Regions from separate parts of the Homo sapiens genome. Here region 1 is linked to region 2. A link is an interaction called in ENCODE POLR2A ChIA-PET data of the cell type or tissue named here. Cell type or tissue: MCF 10A. All regions are shown on one strand.

Region 1 (5,000 bases), 77 kb after region 2:
TCTAAGTATAATGCTTTCCAAATAATCGATACAAAATAAATTGTTCCTTAAGCCCTCCTAACTTCATTTTTCAAATTTCATTTTTCCAAATGGGATGTACATACACTTAAATAGATTTAAAATTAACCTTGATCTTGATGACTTGGTATTATAGATTGAATCCCATCCCTGATACTCAGAAAGTGAACTTATTTGGGAATTAATTAAGATGAAGCCATACTTAGAGGAAGGTGGGCCTTTAAGCCAATATTACTTGTGTCCTTATAAGAAGAGAGAAATTTGGACAGAGACACACAGGAAAGGTGGCCATGTGAAGACTAAGGCAGAGATTGGAGTTCTGCTGTCACAAGGCAAGGGACACCTGGAGCTACCAGAAGCTAGAACTTCTCCCCCAGAGAGGCTTCAGAGAGAGCATGGCCCTGCCAACACCCTGACTTCAGACTTCTCATCCTCCAGAACCGGGAAAGAAGACATTGTTGTTTAAAGTCATCCTGTTCATGGTGCTTGTTACAGCAACCCTAGGAAACAAACACACTTGGCTGATACCAAGAGAAAATGCTTATCCCACTCCTGCCTTCTTTATTTAGTGCCTGGGTTTTACTTCAGACAGCAAGACTCACTATAGAAGGTGTATCTTGGCCGGGCACAGTGGCTCACGCCTGTAATTCCAGCACTTCGGGAGGCCGAGGTGGGTGGATCACGAGGTCAGGGGTTTGACACCAGCCTGGCCAATACAATGAAACCCCGTCTCTACTAAAAATACAAAAATTAGCCGGGTGTGGTGGCATGCACCTGTAGTCCCAGCCACTCAGGAGGCTGAGGCAGAAGAATCACTTCAACCAGGGAGGCGGAGGTTGCAGTGAGCCGAGATAGTGCCACTGAACTCCAGCCTGGGCAACAGAGTGAGACTCAGTCTCAAAAAAAAAAAAAAAAGAAAGAAAGAAAGAAAAAAAAAAGGTATATCTTATGTCAGAGTATATCTACCTTGCTCTCAGGAAAAACTCTTCTTTAACATTAAAAAGTCAGCTCATGTTTCATGCTAGAGTATATTTAACCTAAGTCTTTCACGCTTATTGACATAAAAATACAAATGGCATCCAAATCTAGAAACTGGAAACTTAATAGGAAAAGAGGTTTGAATGTTGAATTTCTGAAAGATTACCCAGAAAATAAAGATACATTTAAATGAACAGGAAGAATCAACAACATTAAAGAAGAATAGGTAAATACCTGGTAAACAAAATGACCTGCCTATCTTTCTCATAAATTTCAAGTAGCTATCTCTTTTATATCCATCACATTTTTGTACCTTTAGACCATTTGCTAGAGAACTTAAGAAATATATTTCTAAAAGAAACTTCCCTACAGTAACTAGTTGATATCATAATCATATAGTTATCCCTTTTCTTTTCTTTTTCTTTCTTTTTTTTTTTTAATTGAGACCGAGTCTCACTCTGTCGCCCAGCCTGGAGTGCAGTGGCATGATCTGGGCTCACTGCAGCCTCCACCTCCCAGGTTCCAGTGATTCTCCTGCCTCAGCCTCCTCAGTAGGTGAGATTACAGGCGTGCACCACCACGCCTGGCTAATTTTTGTATTTTTAGTCGAGATGGGGTTTCACAATGTTAGCCATGCTGGTCTCAATCTCCTGATCTCAGGCGATCCACCTGCCTTGGCCTCCCAAAGTGCTGGAATTACAGGATTACCCTGCCCAAAATCCCCTTTGCCATCATGGGTCTAGTACATGGTGATGGCTTAAGGTAAGCATCTGTTAGTCTGACTAAATTCTATGCTCAAACCACAAAGACATCAGGCACCAAGGAGTTAACACTCCTAGGAGTAGCCCATAGCCAGTAACTGATATAAATTGGTTGATAATTACCCCAGCTTCTTTACTCTTGCCAATGGGGGTAACCTGCTCATTTACATACTGTGTGTTGGTTACTTTCTCTTACTAGTTTCATTTTATTTTATTTTTAAAAATATTTTATTTATTTATTTATTTGAGACAGAGTCTCACTCTATCACCAGGCTGGAGTGCAATGGCACGATCTTGGCTCACTGCAACCTCCGCCTCCCGGGTTCAAGCAATTCTCCTGCCTCAGCCTCCCAAGTAGCTGGGATTACAAGCACCTACCACCACACCCAGCTAATTTTTGTATTTTTAGTAGGGACAGGGTTTCGCCATGTTGGCTAGGCTGGTCTTGAACTTCTGATCTCAGGTGATCCACCCGCCTCAGCTTCCCAAAGTGCTGGGATTATAGGCGTGAGCCACCACGCCTGGCCAGGGCACCGTTTCTTAAATGTTAAAGACAATTCAATCATATGTAAACTAAAAGCTTCAAAATACATTTTGGAACATTTATTACAATGTTACTAATAATCATTCATTATAATGTGATAGAAAACACATTTGAATATTAAGAACAATGAGGCATGTTTTCATTCCATAAAATATTAAAATGATCTGTCTACTTTAAGAGTGTATTCATTTAGTCCACCCCTATGGAGAACCAGGTCTTTGTATAAATCACTTCTTCAAATCCATGAAAACTGTATGAGTCATTTCACCAAATCCAGTAAGTTTTTCATCATAAACCACACTTTATTAACACTAAAACTTGAAGGCCTACATAGTAATCATGTAAACACTCACTATTACTGCTAACTACTGCTTGCTTAGAACCGCCTAAATAGCCTATCACCATGGCCCTTGGTTGTTTAAAAATAAAGTTCCTTAACAATTTTTTTTAACAGAAATAACCCTTGGCTTCTAAAATTCCATAACAATATTAGATGTATCATATGCATTATTTAAAAAATTTAATCAAGAAAAATAAACTCTTGAGTATCTAAAGAAGCTGTAAATTTTTACTTACATATTCAGGTTTTAGTTTTTTATCTCCTCCTCTCACAGCCACCTTTTCTAGTTTATCTATAATGGGCCCAATCATTTCCTCATCTTTAAGCTGAAGCTCTTCATGTATTATTTCTATATCTCGAATAGGATCTACACTTCCTTCAACGTGCGTGATATCATCATCTTCAAAAGCACCTAAAATGAATTAAAGGGAAGCAATTCAATAAACAAATAATACAGCGTGTTCATTATGATAGAGTGAAAGATTCCTAGAAGGTTAACAAATAAATATAATAAATAAATTACTCTGGCTTCTTGGCAAGTAGGATATAGCATTTTTCCCCCATTTAGTAATACTGAGGCTACTGGCAATAAAACTATAGTTCAAGAGCCTCCATATTTCAAAAATTGATTTAAATAAATAAAATTATGGTCTTTACAAAAACAAAATTATGTTCTAGAACTACTGGCATTTCCAAGTTTGGTAAATTAAAAGATACTGAATTCCAGGCATGAAAGATTGAAGTTCTAAACTGCACTATTAGGGTTTCCAAGGGAAACCAGATTTAGGGAGGGGGGGTCTGAAATCATCTGGCAGACCTCTTCCCTGCTTCAATCTACTTTATCACTGTGGTTCTGACGGTGATTAGATAATGAACCACTCAGACACACAATTTACACAGCAGCTAATTTCATCGGCCTGATTTGAGGGTATGGTTTTTAGGGGGCTATCAAAGAAGCAGATGAAGGTGCATTTGTCATATATGAGTGACAACCATTCACACTATCTGAACAAAATGATGCTGGCCCTTATTAGAAACACATGCTATTATCACATATTTAAAGTGCAGTTGAAGCCATAATTTCAAATTGCCAACTGGAAACATAAGGGTAAAACAACCAGATATTACTGAAGCATGTGTACTGACTTTATGCCCTTTTGAAGACATAATGTGGCAACATAATTCAACTGGGATTTACTCAAATTACCAGATAAAGAATAGTATCATAAAAAATGAACAAATACTAAGAAATATTACAAACAGAAAGCAATGATATATCCACCAAACAATACACACATTTATAAACAAATTAATTTCATTAAAACTACCAATTAGATTATAGTCCCAAAATGAGATGTTTTCAAACATAAAGTATCAATTATTTTAGACAGAGGTATCAAAAAAATCATGAGAGTTTGATTGAGTTTGGTAAGAGAAACAGTGAACACAGCTCATTCTTAAATACCAAAAACCAAGATACTCTTGATACAAGTTATAAATTGTTTTTAAATATAATTTCCCAGAATTAAAAATAATTAAGTTGTATCTAAATGTGGATTATTCAGTAACAATAAAACATAAATATACTATTACAATTAAAGTATAGGTATGTAAAGCAATATTTAAGTTTTTTGCATACAAATAATATACTATTTAATGTCAAATTCATATGAGCAAAATTAGCAGAAATGAGGAGCTATATTATGTTTTACTAACAAACACAATAGACAGTGGTTTAGGTAAATTTTTTGAATCTTTGAAAATATGAAGGAAATCTCCCTAAAAGCACAATATTATTTACTTCTTGTCAAGATTTGAGGCATCTTATGCAAATAGCATGATAAAATAGGAAAATAAAAATGGAAGCTTCCTGGCAGTCAAGCAACACAAATAACACTGTAACTTACAGGAGTGACTAAGCTTTCTGTGACACTCAGAATGAAAAATATCCTATATAGTTGTCTCTATGTAGGGTCCAAAGACTAACCATAGTGATGTCCTCAACAACATCCCTACAGTAAATGCATTAGCAGGTTTTAAATGGCAATTCTTAATTACAACCCCCAATTTTAACCAAGTGGATAATAGAGAGAAACTTAGTAACTGCAATTCTTCTGAAAGCAAAGAAAACAAAGCCCTCTGATGATCTAAAAGAATCCAAAGAAAAAAAGAGAATAAAGGAGGAAGGGGAAGAAATCATGTGTCTATCTTGCAACCTTCAAATTATCTTTTAGGTTGGGTGTGGTGGCTCACACCTGTAATCCCAGCACTTTGGGTGGCCAAGGTGGGAGGATCACTTGAGCCCAGGAGTCTAAGACCTGGGCAACAAGGCAAGATCCTGTCTCTACAAGAAATTTTT
Region 2 (5,000 bases):
GGCTGCTTCTCTGCCTCTCGGTTTTCCTTTCCATAGCTCCAAATACAGTCCTTCATCAAATCTATTTTCAAATAAAAAAAAAGGAATGATGTCCAGCGGGCCCTGGAATTCACCCCAAGCCCTCGCAGGAGGAGGAGGGTGAATGGATAGCTTGGCCAGGCACCGTGGCTCACGCCTGTAATCCCAGCACTTTGGGAGGCTGAGGCGGGTGGATCCCTTGAGCCCAGGAGGCAAAAGTTGCAGTGAGCAACCCCTGCACTCCAGCCAGGGCAACAGAGCAAGACCTTGTCTCAAAACATTAAAAAAAAGAGACAAAATGGATAGCTTTTCTTGTCTCCCTTTTTGTATCAGGGAGGAAAAATTTCCCTGGCAAAGCTTTGCCAAGCCTGCTCCCCAGACCCTCATACTTTCCAGGCCAGAGCTGGCTCACCTGCCTAGCCCTATCACTGGCAAAGGAGAAGTGGGATATCATGATGAATTTAGAGCCATAATGATTCATTTTCTGAAGCTGAGCACACTCGCTGTCTATGGAGCAAAATGAGATTTTGTTGGCAAGGAAAAGGGGGGTGTGGTGGGTTTGTGAGACGGCGATGGTTAAACAATCAATAGTGTTTGTGATGTCTGGAGGCATTAACAGGTGAAAGGTGGGACCCTGGTCCCAATGCCTGAGTTCATCATTACTATTCAATGAGTGCATAATAAGGAAATACATCTTCCATTTGCTATATTGTGAAATTGGATAAAGCCCTCAGTCAAACCAGATATCCTACGTGGCTTTGTAGGAGTTAAGTCACAGAATAGGCTCCTTCCTTGGAAATAAAACTTGACCAAGTCTCTTCCCTAGAAATACAGTTCTTCATTAAATCTATTTTCAAGTTTAAAGTAATGATGTCCCAAGGTCCTTGGAATTCACCCCAAAATGACGCAAATACAATAAGCCAAATGGCTGAAATCACTTACACACAACATTTGACCAAAGCAAATCAGCTTGCTCTCATGCTGTGATCAGAAGAGCAGCAAACTGGAGGCTTTGTTTGAAGCAAAAAGAACACTGAATTCTAAAGACAAGGATCCTCAGGGGGAGAAGAGAGAGATTAGTAAACAGGGTTAGTTAATCCACTCAGACAAGAGCCTCAAAAGTTCAAGGGGTGGTCTGTTGCCTGCACTTCCATGGGATTTCAAAGGATTGCAGTGAGAGGCCGGGAACCAAACACGTCACTCTCCGCAGCCGCTGTCCCATTTATATCATTGATATCAGCAGCCAGGACTGCTCTATTCTACGAAAGGGATGGAACTTTCTCGAAGAAGTGTAGTTGCCCCAAATAGAGACTGCTCAGATTTGGCGGGCCTCTTGAGAGCAAGAACTGAGGAATCTTATCACAAAAATGGGAAGATAAAAGGCAGAGCCTAATGAGAGAACACTGAAACCCTCGTATTTTTTATTCCCTGGAGCAAAGTAAAGAACAGGCATAGAGGAGTCAGAGGGCCTGGTTCTCCTAGGACTGACCCCCACTGGGAAGCGCTGTAGACCGCCCAGGTTGATAAAATGTTGTCACCCTGTGAAAGCAACACAATCCAGTAACTAAAGCGTTCATGAACGGGGGGCCCTGCAGGGTTCTGTGTTAGCTCTTGGAATCTAGGTTCAAAAAACAAAAAACAACAGGGCACGTTGAAGAGGGCTGTGTCAAAATTTCTCCTTTCCCTTCACACCCACGCCTTCCACACCCACTCTGCTGATGGCGTTCACTCCAATTTCATTGAGAAAATGGAAGCTACACATCTAGCCCTGCCTTCCCTCCTATTTACTGGAAGCATTCCTGCTTCTACCAACTGTCAGTCCCTCCACCTATGCTCCAGTTCTCATCCCCTGTAGCTTCTTAAGGACTGGGTCTCTTTCGTCACCCCTCTCCCTCTTGCTTCATCAGCCTCCAGCTCTCCTCCTCTCGGGAACATTCCCCTCAACATCCAGACATGCCCCGGCACGCTCCGTTGCTAAAAAATCTACAGCCAGCCAACCAACCAACCAACCAACCAACCAACCAACCAACAAAAAAACCTCTTTGCTTCCCATCTCCCCCATTTCCATTTCTCTTGTCCCCTTTCTGGCAAAACTTCTCAAAAGAGTAATCTGAACTTGCTTTCAAATTAAACAGAACTTGTCCAGCAGCACCTTTTTTTTTTTTTTTTTTTTTTTTTTTTAGAGTCAGAGTCTTGCTCTGTCACTCGGGCTGAAAAGCAGTGGCACAATCATCACATCCAGCTAATTTTTAGTTTTTATTTTTTGATAGAGACAGTCTTGCAATGTTACCCAGGCTGATCTTGAACTCCTGGCCTCAAGTGATACTCCCATCTTGGCCTCTCAACGTGCTGGATTTTTTTTTTCTTGTTTTCTTTTTCTTTTTTTTTTTGTTGAGATGGAGTCTTGCTCTGTCGCCCAGGCTGGAGTGCGGTGGCGTGATCTCGGCTCACTGCAAGCTCCGCCTCCCGGCTTCACGCCATTCTCCTGCCTCAGCCTCCCGAGTAGCTGGGACTACAGGCGCCTGCCACCTCACCTGGCTCATTTTTGTATTTTTAGTGGAGATGGTGTTTCACCATGTTGGCCAGTCTGGTCTCAAACTCCTGACCTCAGGTGATCCGCCCGCCTCAGCCTCCCAAAGTGCTGGGATTATAGGCGTGAGCCACCGTGCCCCACCCTCAAGCAGAACATCTTTCATCTTCATTTTTTTCAACTGCTCAGCAACATTTGCTGTCTTCTTGAAACCGTTTCTGTCTCCCAGCTGCTCTGACACTAGCCTCTCTGGGTTTGCTCCTCTCTCATTGGCTTCTTCTTCTTCTTCTTCTTTTTTTTTTTTTTTTAGACAAGATCTCGCTCTGTTGCCCAGGCTGCAGTGCAGTGGCACCATTTCTGCTCACTGCAACCTCTGCCTCTTGAGTTCAAGGGATCCTCCCACCTCAGCCTCCTGAGTAGCTGGGATTACAGCTGTGCACCAGCACGCCTGGCTAATTTTTGTACTTTTAGTAGAAATGGGGTTTCACCATGTTGGCCAGGCTGGTCTTGAACTCCTGGCCTCAAGTGATCTGCCTGCCTCAGCCTCCCAAAGTGCTGGGATTACAGGCATGGGCCACCGCGCCCGGCCTCGGCAGTTTTTTTGCTGCGATTTGCTGGCCCCTCCTCTTTCCAGAGACCTTTTGCATCAGGCTCATTTCTGGGCCTTCTCCTCTTTCTGTTCTCACCTGTCTAAGGTGAGCTATTCTGGCCCTCAGGTTTTAAGTAATATCCATATAGTAATGATTCTAAATTTATATACCTGCTTCCTCAAACTTTCCTCTGAGCTTCCAATTGAGACACAACAATTGGTCTTGGTATCTACCCAGTCTGATATCTACCCAAGAGTGTTTAATGGCCATCTCCAACCTATCCTCAAGACATTGAATTGGGTTGTTCGTTTTCTTATTTTTGAGTTTTAAGTTCTTTGCATATTTTGGATAACAGTCCAGAAATGTTCTTTATCAGATATGTCCTTTGCAAATATTTTCTCCCAGTCTGTAGCTTGTCTTCTCATTCTCTTGACAGTTTTTCACAGAGAAGTTTTTAATTCTAATGCAGGCCAGCTTATCAATTCTTTCTTTTGTGGATCATGTCTTTGGTGTTGTATCTAGAAAAAGTCATCGCCAAACCCAAGCTCATCTAGGTTTTCTCCTGTGTTATCTTCTAGGAGTTTTATAGTTTTGGGTTTTACCTTTAGGTCTATGATTCATTTTGAGTTAATTTTTGTAAAAAGAGTAAGGTCTGTATGTCAAGATTTAGTTTTTTGCATGTGAATGTCCAGTTGTTCCAGCACTATTTGTTGAAAAGGCTATCTCTGCTCCATTTTATTGCCTTTGCTCCTTTGTCAAAAATCAGTTGACTACATTTATGTGGGTCTTTTTCTGGGCTCTCCATTTTGTTCTATTGATTTTTTTTTTAATCTATTTTTTCACCAGCACCACACTTTCTTGGATTACTGTAGCTTTATAGTAAGTTTTTTTTTTTTCTTTTTTTTTGAGACTGAGTTTCACTCTTATTGCCCAGGCTGGAGTGTAATGGCATGATCTCAGCTCACTGCCACCTCTGCCTCCCAGGTTCAAGTGATTCTCCTGTCTCAGCCTCCTGAGTAGCTGGGATTACAGGCATGCGCCACCATGCCCATCTGATTTTGTATTTTTAGCAGAGGCGGGGTTTCTCCATGTTGGTCAGGCTGGTCTGGAACTCTTGACCTCAGGTGATCCATCCACCTCGACCTCCCAAAGTGCTGGGATTACAGGCGATTACAGGTGTGAGCCACTGCACTCAGCCTTTTTTTTTTTTTTTGAGACACAGTCTCACTCTGTTGCCCAGGCTGGAGTGCCATGGTACAATCTCTGCTCACTGCAACCTCTGCCTCCTGGGTTCAAGCAATCCTCCTACCTCAGCCTCCAGAGTAGCTGGGATTACAGGCACTCACCACCACACCCAGCTAAATTTTATATTTTTAGTAGAGATGGAGTTTCACCATGTTGGCCAGGCTGGTCTCAAACTCCTGGTCTCAAGTGATCCACCCACCTTGGCCTCCCAAAGTGCTGGGATTATAGGCGTGAGACACAGCCCCTGGCTGCTTTATGGTAAGTCTTGAAGTCAGGTAGTGTCATCTACATTCAAAACAGTTTCTTGATTCCCGCCTCCGCACACACTCTCACACCTGTTTGACTCCCAAGTCTTTCCCATCTCAGTCAATGGCACCACCATGCATCCACGTGCTTAGGCTAAAAACCTACAAATCATTCTTGATTCTTTCCTTCCCAACTTGCATCCAGCCCATCAATATGTCTTCTCAATCCTTCCTCCAGCGAACAGTGCAAATCAGGTTGCATCTTTCTGTTTCTACTAAGTTCGAGAGTGAATCTCGTTGGTACTACTATAACTGTTGTACCTTTTGTCCTCTACAATGGAACAGGCGTGAGTGACCACACTCAGCCCGAGT

What was found. Peaks named below come from ENCODE experiments on the same cell type or tissue, not always from the same donor. Only the 100,000 strongest peaks of a DNase experiment are listed, where the experiment ranks them.
Region 1: POLR2A ChIA-PET joins it to region 2 with 5 read pairs; 2 of 35 experiments call an interaction of 5 or more read pairs at or near these places.

Annotation. Positions count from the first base shown.
Region 1 is chr2:174,138,948-174,143,947 of GRCh38, forward strand. OLA1 (Obg like ATPase 1) reads right to left here. Exons shown (of 11, transcript NM_013341.5): 5 at 2,878-3,053. Among named protein-coding and RNA genes, the nearest start is that of OLA1, 110 kb to the right of the region's middle. In MCF 10A, no CTCF peak of the experiment used is centred here; no DNase peak of the experiment used is centred here.
Region 2 is chr2:174,061,974-174,066,973 of GRCh38, forward strand. LOC105373746 (a long non-coding RNA gene) reads right to left here and starts at 658. Exons shown (of 3, transcript XR_923589.3): 1 at 431-658; 2 at 1-61. RefSeq lists an enhancer at 922-1,541. In MCF 10A, no CTCF peak of the experiment used is centred here; a DNase peak (open chromatin) is centred at 1,918.